Linked DNA regions of Homo sapiens: region 2 is linked to region 1. The links are chromatin contacts, found by Hi-C or POLR2A ChIA-PET in ENCODE. All regions are on one chromosome and are shown on one strand. Each heading gives the region's core, a stretch centred on a gene start or an enhancer-like site at or near the end of the contact. The rest is flanking DNA. Distances are from core to core; before and after follow the strand shown.

What was found. A loop is a pair of places that touch in the nucleus more often than their neighbours do. ChIA-PET counts read pairs that join two places held with the same protein, here RNA polymerase II (POLR2A). Pooled maps may share reads with other maps.
Region 2: a loop to region 1 is called in a map of B cell, with 27 times the contacts of the local background. The contact joins the promoter of TRMT10A here to the promoter of CISD2 in region 1. A Hi-C loop is called at or near these places in 4 of 168 maps with a recorded cell type or tissue (B cell, CD8-positive, alpha-beta T cell and naive thymus-derived CD4-positive, alpha-beta T cell) and 12 of 50 pooled maps. POLR2A ChIA-PET finds 5 or more read pairs at or near these places in 1 of 52 experiments (CD4-positive, alpha-beta T cell).

Annotation. Positions count from the first base shown.
Region 1 is chr4:102,865,254-102,871,091 of GRCh38, reverse strand. It overlaps CISD2 (CDGSH iron sulfur domain 2), which reads right to left and starts at 2,100. Exons shown (of 3, transcript NM_001008388.5): 1 at 1,905-2,100. The coding sequence starts at 2,007. It also overlaps a transcript of UBE2D3 not described here. RefSeq lists silencers at 1,840-1,959, 1,990-2,279 and an enhancer at 2,510-2,649.
Region 2 is chr4:99,560,399-99,566,236 of GRCh38, reverse strand. TRMT10A (tRNA methyltransferase 10A) reads left to right here and starts at 2,198. Exons shown (of 8, transcript NM_001134665.3): 1 at 2,198-2,324. It also overlaps a transcript of MTTP not described here. RefSeq lists enhancers at 2,120-2,179, 2,530-2,659, 1,895-3,094.

The sequences.
Region 1 (5,838 bases), core at 851-3,350:
CTGTTAAAAATTCCTCAACAGTTAACTTATGCAAATTAGTAAGAAGGTACAAATGTCAAAATGACAAAAGGGTACAAAAGTCACAATATGATCATACCGTTTTGGCCTGGTATTGCTATTTAAGTGAAGACATCCAAAAGGGAGAAATATGACAACTGGTATTTGCTTACTTGCCAATGAACTATTACATAATGAATTTTAAAAAATAGAAACATTTCTAATTTCCAGTTGTAAGGGAATGAATGGTTAGGCCCATTGTGATGTTAAAACTAAAATAAGTATTTAGTTGTTAGGGAAAAAATGAGGATTATATTAAAATATGTAAAGTACTTAAGTAAAAGAAGTGGGGAAAGCCAAAATTTTATGGAATTGCTGCAATTCTGTCAGAGTAAACTGGTAGGATCAAAAGATCTGATGTTTATAAACACTTGATGTGAAACGTTTTTCATTTTATTTTACTTTTGCATTGCTTCTGATGTTTAATGTTCCTTTTTAATGTTTATTATTGTTACCATGCTTTCTATTCAATTGCATGTTTTCTACTAAAACTCTTAATATTTAAAAAATATTAAAATCTCACAATCCACTCAACAGAGCGTCTGTCTGACCATAATTCAATGAATCTCTAGATTTGGAAGAGAATTTGTCATCTAGTTTATCCCTTCTAAATCTATCGACCACCCACCACCAGAGTCTTTTTGTTTGTTTTTTTCATCTTTGAGAGGGGCTATCACTGAAGCACCACATTTGTTTGGGGAAAGCATTCTTTAATTTAAAAAAAAATCTTCCTTAGACTGAAATTCACCTCCCAATAACCTTCACTAATTTGGTTAATTTGTTATCAGTTCTATATTTTAGTCTACACAAATCTTATTTTTCTTCTACCAGACAGCTGTGCGATTGCTGTATTTTAGGTCAGGTACTACAGATCTTTAGAACGTTCCCGGCGAAGCAACCCTATTTACCTCAGAATTATCTTAATTCATGTTTGCACTCCCTGATAACCTAGGACATAGGAGTTCAATACTTGCTGATTCCTTCACCATCCTACTCGGTCTGAGTTCCGTTTAGAAATATCCCCCTTACAATGAAATGCTCATAACTCAACACAATCTCCCAAGTGTTGACTGCATTCTGGAGATTTTCATCCTTTAGATGTGAAATCCTCATGAGTTGTGTGGGTTAAGTGAGGGTCCTTAAGTATAGAACGTTACATATATTCACTAAATTTCATTTTCTAAGATTTCACTCCTCATACCGGCCTTCGAATACTTTCTTGGGTAAGGTATCTTTCTTCCAACTTAAGTTACCGCAGCGGGCCCCGGGACCGTAGAAACGGAGATGACCTCAAATGCCACCTATGATAGGTCAATTCTAACCTGAGGGAATGGAGGTTATCTCCTAATTTCGTTACTAAATAAAACGGTCATATACGTGTTACGTGTAAGTCTATATTTCTCTCCCACACACTCCCACCCACATGCTGAGGGTACAACCCAGCCGGTAGCTGGGGCTGCCTGTTACATGAGGCCTTAGATAACGACGACTTAGCCCGCTTTAAAATAAACAAGTACGCTACAGAGAGCGATGAGCAGGACAGGAGATGAAAGAGACTGGCCTGTTCCCAACTCAGCACCTTCTCTGCAAAAACCTGGTATCTTGCCACGGAATGACACCGGAGACAACTCCGAGGACAAAAGACCCTGGGGCATCAAGCACCCGGAGACTGCCTCACAGGCGTTCCCCAGGCAGCTGCGTCGGCGCGCGCCCACCTTCCTCTGCGCGCGGGGATCACGTGCCAGGCGCCGAGCTCCGTCCCGCCCCTTGGCCCTAGGATTTTTACGCCTCCTTCCCCCGCTTGGCGAACGTGCAAGGATGGGGACTGGCTGATGGGGGAGGATTACCTGTGAGCCTAGCGAACCCGGTAATGCTTTCAGGGACTGGGAGCCGCTTCAGATATGCAGGGAGCTGCACCTTCACGATACGGGCCACGCTCTCCAGCACCATCCTGGCCAGCGGCGTCCACTCCTCTCCCGAGCCCCCTCCGCTCTGGCCAAGCTGCCGCGCCTGCGCCGGGAGCGGAAGCGGCCGGCGGGCACTGGCGGCCTCGGCCTGGGCGGCGGGCGGGGCGGCGGGCCCTGGGAGGAGAGGTGACCTGCCGGGCGCCGATTGGCGGCGGGCGAGTGACGTACGCTCGCGGCGGACTGCCGAGGCGCGGGAACTGGCGGGTAGCGAGGCCCTCCTCGGAATCTCGTGTGAAGGTGGCCCTCCTCTTGGGCCTTTAACGTCTGTAGATGCTGGAGACCAGCAGAAAGGATACTGTGTGCGATGAGATAAGCATGTGAGAATGCTTTCTAACCGAAAGTGCCTTTCAAAAGTGAGTCTCTTGCTGTCTCTACTTCGTCCCCTCTCGCCCCGCCTCTTCCCCTACAGTTTGGGTGCTGTGGCCCTAGGGTTGCATACTCGCCCATGAGTATCCTCCCCCTACCCAGACCCCAGTGCCTAATTTTACTCCTTCACCCAAAGGCCAGGCTTAAAAAAATAAAAATTAAAATATTTTAACTAAACCAGGAACTGTTTACATCTCTGCCCCTTGGCAACTTAACTGCAGCCCTAGCTCCAAAAACCTCTGGTTTTTGCCACTCAGAGAAGATTCGTAGTAGTCCTTCCTTAGATATTTTCAGTTCCTTTTCCTTCGGGAAAGTGGTAAAAGAATCCAAAGCTGGCCGGGCGCGGTGGCTCACGTCTGTAATCCCAGCACTTAGGGAGGCCGAGGCGGGTGGATCACGAGGTCAGGAGTTCGAGGCCAGCCAGGTCAAGATGGTGAAACCCCGTCTCTACTAAAAATAGAAAAATTAGCCGGGCGCGGTGGCAGGTGCCTGTCCCAGCTACTCGGGAGACTGAGGCAGGAGAATCGCTTGAACCAGGGAGGCGGAGGTTGCAGTGAGCCGAGAATGTGCCACTGCACTCTAGCCTGGGAGACAGAGCAAGACTCCGTCACAAAAAAAAAAAAAAAAAAGAATCTAAAGCCTTATGTATGGTTTTCTTTATGTTACAAGGCTTCTGCTGAAGTCTAGCGCAGGGGGTCCTTATGGCTTCCCTAGGCCACACTGGAAGAAGAATTGTCTTGGGCCACACATAAATACACTAACACTAATGGTAGCTAATGAGCTAAAAAAAAATTTTTTTTCATAAAGTTTTAAGAAAGTTTACAGATTTGCATTGAGTGGCATTCAAAGCCATCCTGTTGGGCAAGCTTGATCTTGAAGGTTTTAATTTTGTTGTTGTTGTTGTTGTTACAAGGTTTCGCTCTATCGCCCAGGCTGTAGTGCAGTGGTCAGATCATAGCTCACCGCAGACTCTAACTCCGGCTTAAGGGATCCTTCTGCCTCAGCCTTCCAAGTAGCTGGGTTTACAGGCGTGTGCTGCCACACCCAACGAATTTTAAAAATTTTTGTGTGTATGTAGATGGAGTCCCATTATATCGCCCAGGCTGGATAGTTGTTTTTATTAATATCTCTAAAAGATTTGAAGGGTAAGAGGAGAAAATTTCACTCCCTTGAAATAACTTTCTTGCTATGACTTTGTTTCATATTTTGGCTGAAGTCAAAATGTCCGAAGTTGTGCACTTGCTGATTGGATAATGTGTGTGATATCTTAATAATATGCCTCATTATTTACAGTTCTACACTTAACAACATATAATAACGAACTGCTAATGGTCCAGTATTTCATTGTGTATGACAGTGTAACAGCCAGTTATAATAAATACTTTCCATTTTTCCCCTTGGTATTTTTATTTTACAGTGAGAAAAGGAAGGAATTTTTTAAAGCAATCTTTCATTCTCTGGACTGTATAAATTTAGTGTTTGTGATTGTCCTTCACTAAAAAAGAATATCAGTAATAGAGTTGACCAAAATCTAGATTAAATAATTTTCTATCATTATAATTGTTCAAAATTGTTAAAGTAAAACTTACAATGGAAATTCTACAAACACGTTTAGATACAGGTTCATGTTTTTGAGCTAGGGCAGTATAGAAGATGGTGTATACAAAGTGATGTTTAAAAGGTTGATGGGATTTCCTTTAGAGAGAGTTTGGAGGTAAACCCTGGAGCTTTTTTATCCTGAAGATGATGGAACTTGAATATCCTTGTCCTCTGGACTATTCTGTTAACTGTTATCTTTAATCTCTGTGGATCTAATGTAGAAGCACCCTTGGGTACAACTAGATACCCTAGTTGAGGTAGGGGTAGGTTGGAAGTGGGGTACATTAGGAAAAGAAAATCTGGAAAAGGCCATTACCTATTCGTTTCTTCTCTTAGAGGATCTGTCATCTTGACAAGGGCAAGACGTGCTGTGTTGAGTTTAATTTTTCCCCTTGGTATTTTAAAGTGAGAAAAGGAAAGAATTTTTTTAAAGCAACTTTACATTCTCTGGACTGTATAAATTTAATGTTTGTGATTGTTGTGCATTAAGAATAAGACCTCCAAGCAGTTTTTCTTTAAAGAATTAAAAAATACATACCTCAATTTAAAGATATAGTAAAATGCTCAAATGCCAAATGTACAGTTCCAGGTAACCACCACCCACATCAATATACAGAATGTTCAATAGAGGCGTTTTTAAAAAGCGACCCTTCCAACCACATCCACCACCATTACTACTATTCTGTATTGCTGTGCATGTTTTTGACCCTCACATATAAGTAATTTTACAGTATGTAATTTTTTATGGTTGGCTTACTTCCTCTTAGCAGTTTATGTGAATAGCTGGTTTGCTATTTTCAAGTAGAAAAAATGTAGTGAATGCAAGTCTATATGGATAAAACTTTTTTGGGAGGCCTTGAAATTCAGAGAAAAGGTGTGGATCATATATTAGGTATTCTGATGCATTACATGAGCTATGCGAATGTGTAATAGGAGATAATTCCTAACTCCACCAATTTAAAAATCCTTATTATCCACTTAAAAGGAATATTTTCTTAAATTCCCTTTACTTAAAATTTAAATCCTGTTTTCATTTATATTTGTATTTCATTTCCACAACCCTGCCTTCTTGGCTGCACATGAAACATGGTCTAAAGATAATATTGCTCTAAATAGATGTAATAGGCTTATCTGACCACCTTATGCGATAGTGTTTTTAGACTCCATCTTTAAAAGACATAAAGAAACTGTGGTCAGAAAACTCAAGATAAATATGTAAATACAGTTAAAGGAGTCATTATTTACTTTCAAGCACTTGAGCTTGGATCACTCATCTTCTGCCTGTCCTAGCTAGGCCCAAGACTTTTATTTCTTTCATGTTTTTTTCCCATTAGGTCATCCAGTGCCCCAAATTCAAATATGATCGTTAAGATATAGCCCAAATCTCTATTTCCAGCCCAGATTTCTTTAGGCTAATCTTAATTCTAGGAGTCTAATTCCAAATGCCTACTAGTCTGCTCTTGACATCTTTGCCCACTGTGCTATTGGTTTGTTCATCAGTTTCACTGGTACATGTTTTCTGGAAAATATTACCTTGTTGGTTACATTGGTTGCTTATCTTTTCCTGTTGCTTATCTTCTCCTAGTGTATGTCTTTTTTTTTTTTTTTTTTGGTTGAGACAGAGTCTCTGTTGCCCAGGCTGGAGTGCAATGGCGCGATCTCAGCTCACTACAACCTCTGCCTCCCAGGTTCAAGTGATCCTCCTGCCTCAGCCTTCCATGTAGCTGGGACTACAGGCGCCCGCCACCACTCCCGGCTAATTTTTGTATTTTTAGTAGAGACGAGGTTTCACCATATTTGCCAGGCTGGTCTTGAACTCCTGACCTCATGATCCACCTGCCTCTGCCTC
Region 2 (5,838 bases), core at 949-3,448, 3.3 Mb after region 1:
CCTCACCGCAAGCTCCGCCTCCCGGGTTCACGCCATTCTCCTGCCTCAGCCTCCGGAGTAGACGGGACTACAGGCGCCCGCCACCACGCCCGGCTAAGTTTTTGTATTTTCAGCAGAGACGGGGTTTCACTGTTTTAGCCAGGGTGGTCTTGATCTCCTGACCTCGTGATCCGCCCGCCTAGGCCTCCCAAAGTGCTGGGATTACAGGCGTGAGCCACCACGCCCGGCCTCAAAACCTATTTTTCTTCCAGTATTCCCTAAATGACCCGGTTAATGTTACTGCATTCCTACAGTTGTCCAAGTTAGAGAAGCCCTTAGGGTTATTATCTCCTCCTTCTTCCTCATTCTATCCACAGCTTTTCAGTCATGTGCAAAACTATGACACGCTTAGGTCTTTGCTTTCACTGTTCCCAATATCTTAAACTTCTTCACTTTTCTGACACCTGTACAACTCCTACTTACTTTCCAAGATGAAACAAAATTATTTAATCTCCAAAACTATGTCCTCTGCCTCAAGGAGCATTTAGTTGCTTCTTTCAAAGTACAAGCATCTCAAGTACATGTTGTATGGTATTTATTTACTGCTGGCTCCCCTATTAGATTAAGGATTCCTTAAGCACAGAGAGCATGATTTCGTCATTTCTGTATCACCAATACTAAGACAAAACGCATAGAACTCGATACATGTGTCAAATAAATAAATACATAAATTTTACAAATCAATGAAAATATTGTTTCACATGATTTCACCGTCTTAAACTTTCTATATGTTTCAATTTTTTGTTAAATTGACTTTTGCTGGTGCTCTTTTGGTGCTTACTTTGGATTAATAATAGAATCATTTTAAATTTTGCACCAAATGACTACAAAGTTAAATGTCTATGTCAAAAGAAAATTTATTGACTTCATTATTAGAATATGAAGTGGTTTTTTTTGCTTTAAAACTTTGTTTAAAATATCTAAGGAGGCCAGGTATTAACTCTGAAAAAACTGTATAATTATTTATAAAACAGATCCCATAGGAGCAACTGAACAGCTGTGGAAAGATTTGGCACATCACTTTGCCAGCCTGAATTTAATGACCTACATGTGAAGGGCTACATATCCAATTACTAATCCTCCCTCAGCTACTCTTTGCCCTCATATGGAGGCAGCTGAAAAAAGATGCCCTACTAACAGATCAGAAGTGGATCCAGACTTTTTTGCCAGTGCTCAGTTAACAAAGATCTTTTAGGTTTGAGATGAGGAAGAAACAGAAGAGGGACTCACAACAGTGTTATAGCTGATACAGTGTTTCAAGTAAAATTTAAGGGCTTATGGCAAGAGTGACTTTAGTTTTGTAACTAAAGTCAAAGAAATTTCGGCTCTTTTAGAGAATCTCAAATTCTGGATTTAATTTTCTATTCACTGAAGCCTTTAAACATGTTCAAATATCTTCAAGGATAATTTACTTCAAAATTCTTTCTATATGAGAAGCCAGTCTTCTATTCAAGATGCAAACCTCATTCTTACCTTCAAATTCTGCAATAATCACCTATTAGAAGTAGAGGAGAAAAAAACTAAATAGAAAATGACAATCTACGGGGTTGTATTTCATTTCTCTCTCAGTTGACATGATCTATATATAGCAAAAGATTATATAAGGTCAAGTATTATAAACAATGAAATGTCATCTGATGTTTTGCAAAACAGCATAGGAAAAATAGCTCAAGGAATGAATAAAGAGTAAAGCTATGGCTGTTTTACTTCAGCCATAAAAAAGCCTTACAGATTCTAAATTTAAATGCATTTTATTGTGAATCTGACTCACTTTTTGAATTTAATTTTCCACTTGAGTTATGTAAAATCATGTGATATGGTAATTTTCTGTATAAATTAAAAATAATATAGGCAAGAGATGTTTTTCTCTCATTTTCAACACAGAAAAATTAGGAGCCTTTCTTCGTTGTTTTGCATTTTTAACAGTGGGACTATCTTAATTCCTTCATCCAATACTCACAAGAATATATGAATGAATACACGTCTGCAGGTACACACTTAATTCTTGAACGGGAAAAAACAGACATCACTGTAACTACCTCCCACTCCCAAAACACTAACTCCAGACCCCGCCCCGCATAAACCCCTCCCCTTTCTTCCATTGCGGGTTCGAAATGGCCGCAGTTCGATGACGTAAGACGCAACCGCCGTAGCCTCCACTGCGTAACTACCGCCCCTGCCTCTGGGAATTGAAGTTTCTGTGGAAGGAAGCGTGAGCCGTAACCAGGCCAACCCAGAAAGGCTTTCTTTCTGAGATTTCACTTCCCTGTCAACTCTTCAGCTCGGTAAGTGTCCTGGCACTGGTTGGCGCTCCCCCGCACTATGGTATTCTCTGGACGCAAAGGGGCGCGTGCCATGCAGCCCCCTACTAGCAACAAGGGCTTCCGGGGGAGAGGGGAGCAGTGGTGTGGAAGTGGTTTCCTGCGGCGCTCTTGCTGAAGGAAATGACGTCGATGACAGGCGCCCCCCGCGGCCTACCCAGCTGCTCCCTGGTTCGCCAGAGACAGCTTAATCCCGTCTCTGAAATGCGTTTGCTGGCTGGGAGCCTAGAAGGGATAGTGGGCGAGGCTCCGCCCCGTGGTGGGGCGCTTTCCGTCGGCGTGTGTTTTGGGGTTGCCATCGGCCCGTAGTATGTGAAAAGTGAGTTTGCAAAGAATCAGTGGGAAATCTGTACTCTAAAGGGCCGGAAAGCGTGTTATGGCCCTGCCACTTCGTGGCTAGAGACCGTGGGCTTTACCTCTTTAAAGCTGCCTTACCTCATTTTTCCTGCAAAGGGCTGACGTCGCTGAACTCTCTGAAATGTAGAGAGCCCGAGGGGAAGTTGCTGCAGGTGCTGTGAGCTGAGGACAGTTTTATAAAGATCGAAGTGTTACTTGATTTCACTGAAATACTTTAAATTTGGGAATTTTTCTACAGATATGAAGAGGATGGCAACACATTACTTGTCACTTTCTGAAAGAATTTCATCTGCCCCTTCCATTCCCAACCCTCTGCCCAAAAGGCTTGACAACTGAAGTGAACAAAGGGCTTTTCGCTCCTCCACGTTTAGTCCGCATGTCTTTTAAAAGGGCATTCCTGGCCGGGCGCGGTGACTCACGTCTGTAATCCCCGCACTTCGGGAGGGCAAGGCGGGTGGATCACCTGAGGTCAGGAGTTCGGGACCAGCCTGACCAACATGGTGAAACCCCGTCTCTACTGAAAATACAAAATTAGCCGGGCGTGGTGGCGCATGCCAGTAATCCCAGCTACTGGGGGGGCTGAGGCAGGAGAACTACTTGAACCCAGAAGGCGGAGGTTGCAATCAGCCGAGATTGCGCCATTGCACTCCAGCCTGGGCAACAAGAGCGAAACTCCGTCTCAAACAAACAAGAAAGGCCGGGCGCAGTGGCTCATGCCTGTAATCCCAGCACTTTGGGAAGCCGAGGCGGGTGGATCACGAGGTCAAGAGATGGAGACCATCCAGGCCAACGTGGTGAAACCCCGTCTCTACTAAAAATAACAAAAATTAGCTGGGCGTGGTAGCGCGCACCTGTAGTCCCAGCTACTCGGGAGGCTGAGGCAGGAGAATCGCTTGAACCCGGGAGGCAGAGGTTGCAGTGAGCCGAGATTGCGCCACTGCACTCCAGCCTGGGCGACCTAGCAAGACTCCCTCTCAAAAAAAAAAAAAAAAAAAAAAAAAAAAGGCATTCCTTTGCTATCGCTGTCAAGTCATTAATTCCAATCTGCATTATTCCCACATTCGTTGAGATTTTTCTGAAAAGGAGACTGTCATAAATTAACGACGATTATTTATTTTATCCCAATCCATAACTTAATGCAGTTTTAAAAAACTTTTTTTTTTCTTTTGGTGCTCATTGATGTAGGATGTGTCCTTGCCTTACAAAGTGAGATAGTTTGTAAGCCCACTTAATAACCTATGTCTGCGAATGAACCCCACAAATTTTTAAAATTTTATGCAGGAGTAAAATTTCACACACACACACACACACACACACATATATATATATATAATTTTTTTTTTTTTTTGGAGACGGAGTCTTACTCTGTTGCCCTAGTTGGAGTGCAGTGCTGCGATCATGGCACACTGCAACCTCTGCCTCCCGGGTTCAAGCGATTCTTCTGCCTCAGCCTCCCGAGTAGCTGGAATTACAGGCGTCCACTACCACGCCTGGCTAATTTTTGTATTTTTAGTAGAGACGAGGTATCGCCATGTTGGTCTTGAACTCCTGACCTCAGGTGATCCGCCCACCTCAGCCTCCCAAAGTGTTGGGATTACAGGCATGAGCCACTGCGCCCGACCTCACACAAATATTTTTATAGTTACTGTAAAATACGTTCTTGAACATTTGTTGAACTTGGTTGAATGAATGAAAATGTACTGTGAGCATCACTGCATGTGAGAAAGGAATGAAAAACTCTGCCATGGAATTTTATAAATTATTGCCCAAACTAAAACAATTAGAAAGCAAGTATACCTAATAAAATGCTGTTTTGCTTAACAGGTAATCTGAACACGCTAGTACATAGTGCAGTGTAGATATACATTATACTTATTGTATAGTGTAGACAGTGCGAGTTGGTAGATATCTTTGTAAAGTATACTATACGGAATAATTTATAAGATATCAGGTTAGCATCATTTTTGTTGCATTCCATTTGTCTCAGTGCACCTGGCTTATTTAAAGCCTAAAAACTTCACTTAGTACAGTCGTTTTCTTAGTTAGGAATAGTTTTTAAAAAGATGATGATGATGATGATGAAGATGTTGACCATCTCATGACCTTTCCTTGTGTTTGAGAGATTGAAACATTAATGTACTATGACAGGTCATATTAAATTTAACTTAAGACTTCTTAGATAGGAAAGGCATATGCTCCCCCTGGTGTACATGACCTGTAAAACATTACATTGCTCTTTAAAAAGTCTTCACGTAGGCCGGGCCTGGTGATTCACGCCTGTAATCCCAGCACTTCAGGAGGCCGAGGCAGGCGGATCACGATGTCAGGAGTTCGAGACCAGCCTGACCAACGTGGCGAAACCCCTTCTCTACTAAAAATACAAAAATTAGCCAGGCGTGGTGGCGCGCGCTTGTAATCCCAGTTACTCAGAAGGTTGAGGCAGTAGAATCGCCTGAACCTGGGAGGCGGAGGTTGCAGTGGGCGGAGGTTGCAGTGAACGGAGATCGCGCCACTGCACTCCAGCCTGGGTGACAGAGCAAGACTCTGTCTCCAAAAAAAAAAAAAAAATCTTCACATAGAGCTAATCAACACATGCCGTTTTTGAATAAAATAGAGAACTAACTGAAAATGATGCCACTGATAAACAGAAATGTACTCTCTTGGAATATTATTATTTCATGAAGAGAGCAATTTGTTTCCTGTGAATTTTAATTGTGCTTTTAAGTTTCCTCCACTCGGTGTCGTTTTGGATACCTGCATAGCTGAATTTTATTTAATGTATTGTGTATTGCAAGAAAGGAAAATAAAAGTGATCCAGGGGATCAAAATACATATTTTTTAATTTTTTTCCATCTAGCCTTTTTAGGCTTATTCAGTTTCCCCACCTCCAGTTTCTTAAATTGAATGCTTACCTTACTTTCTAGATTTTTTTTAAAAAAATTAATGAATGCATTCAAGGCTATATGTTTATCTCTAATTACCTTTTTTTCCTGTATCTCTCTTATTCTGTTATCCAAGTCTTTACTGCTCCTCCATATTATTTTTCTGTTCTATTTGTGTCTGCATCCTGAGTCAGATTGTCTTCTAAGTCATCAGTTACTTCTTGGGACTCCAGATAATC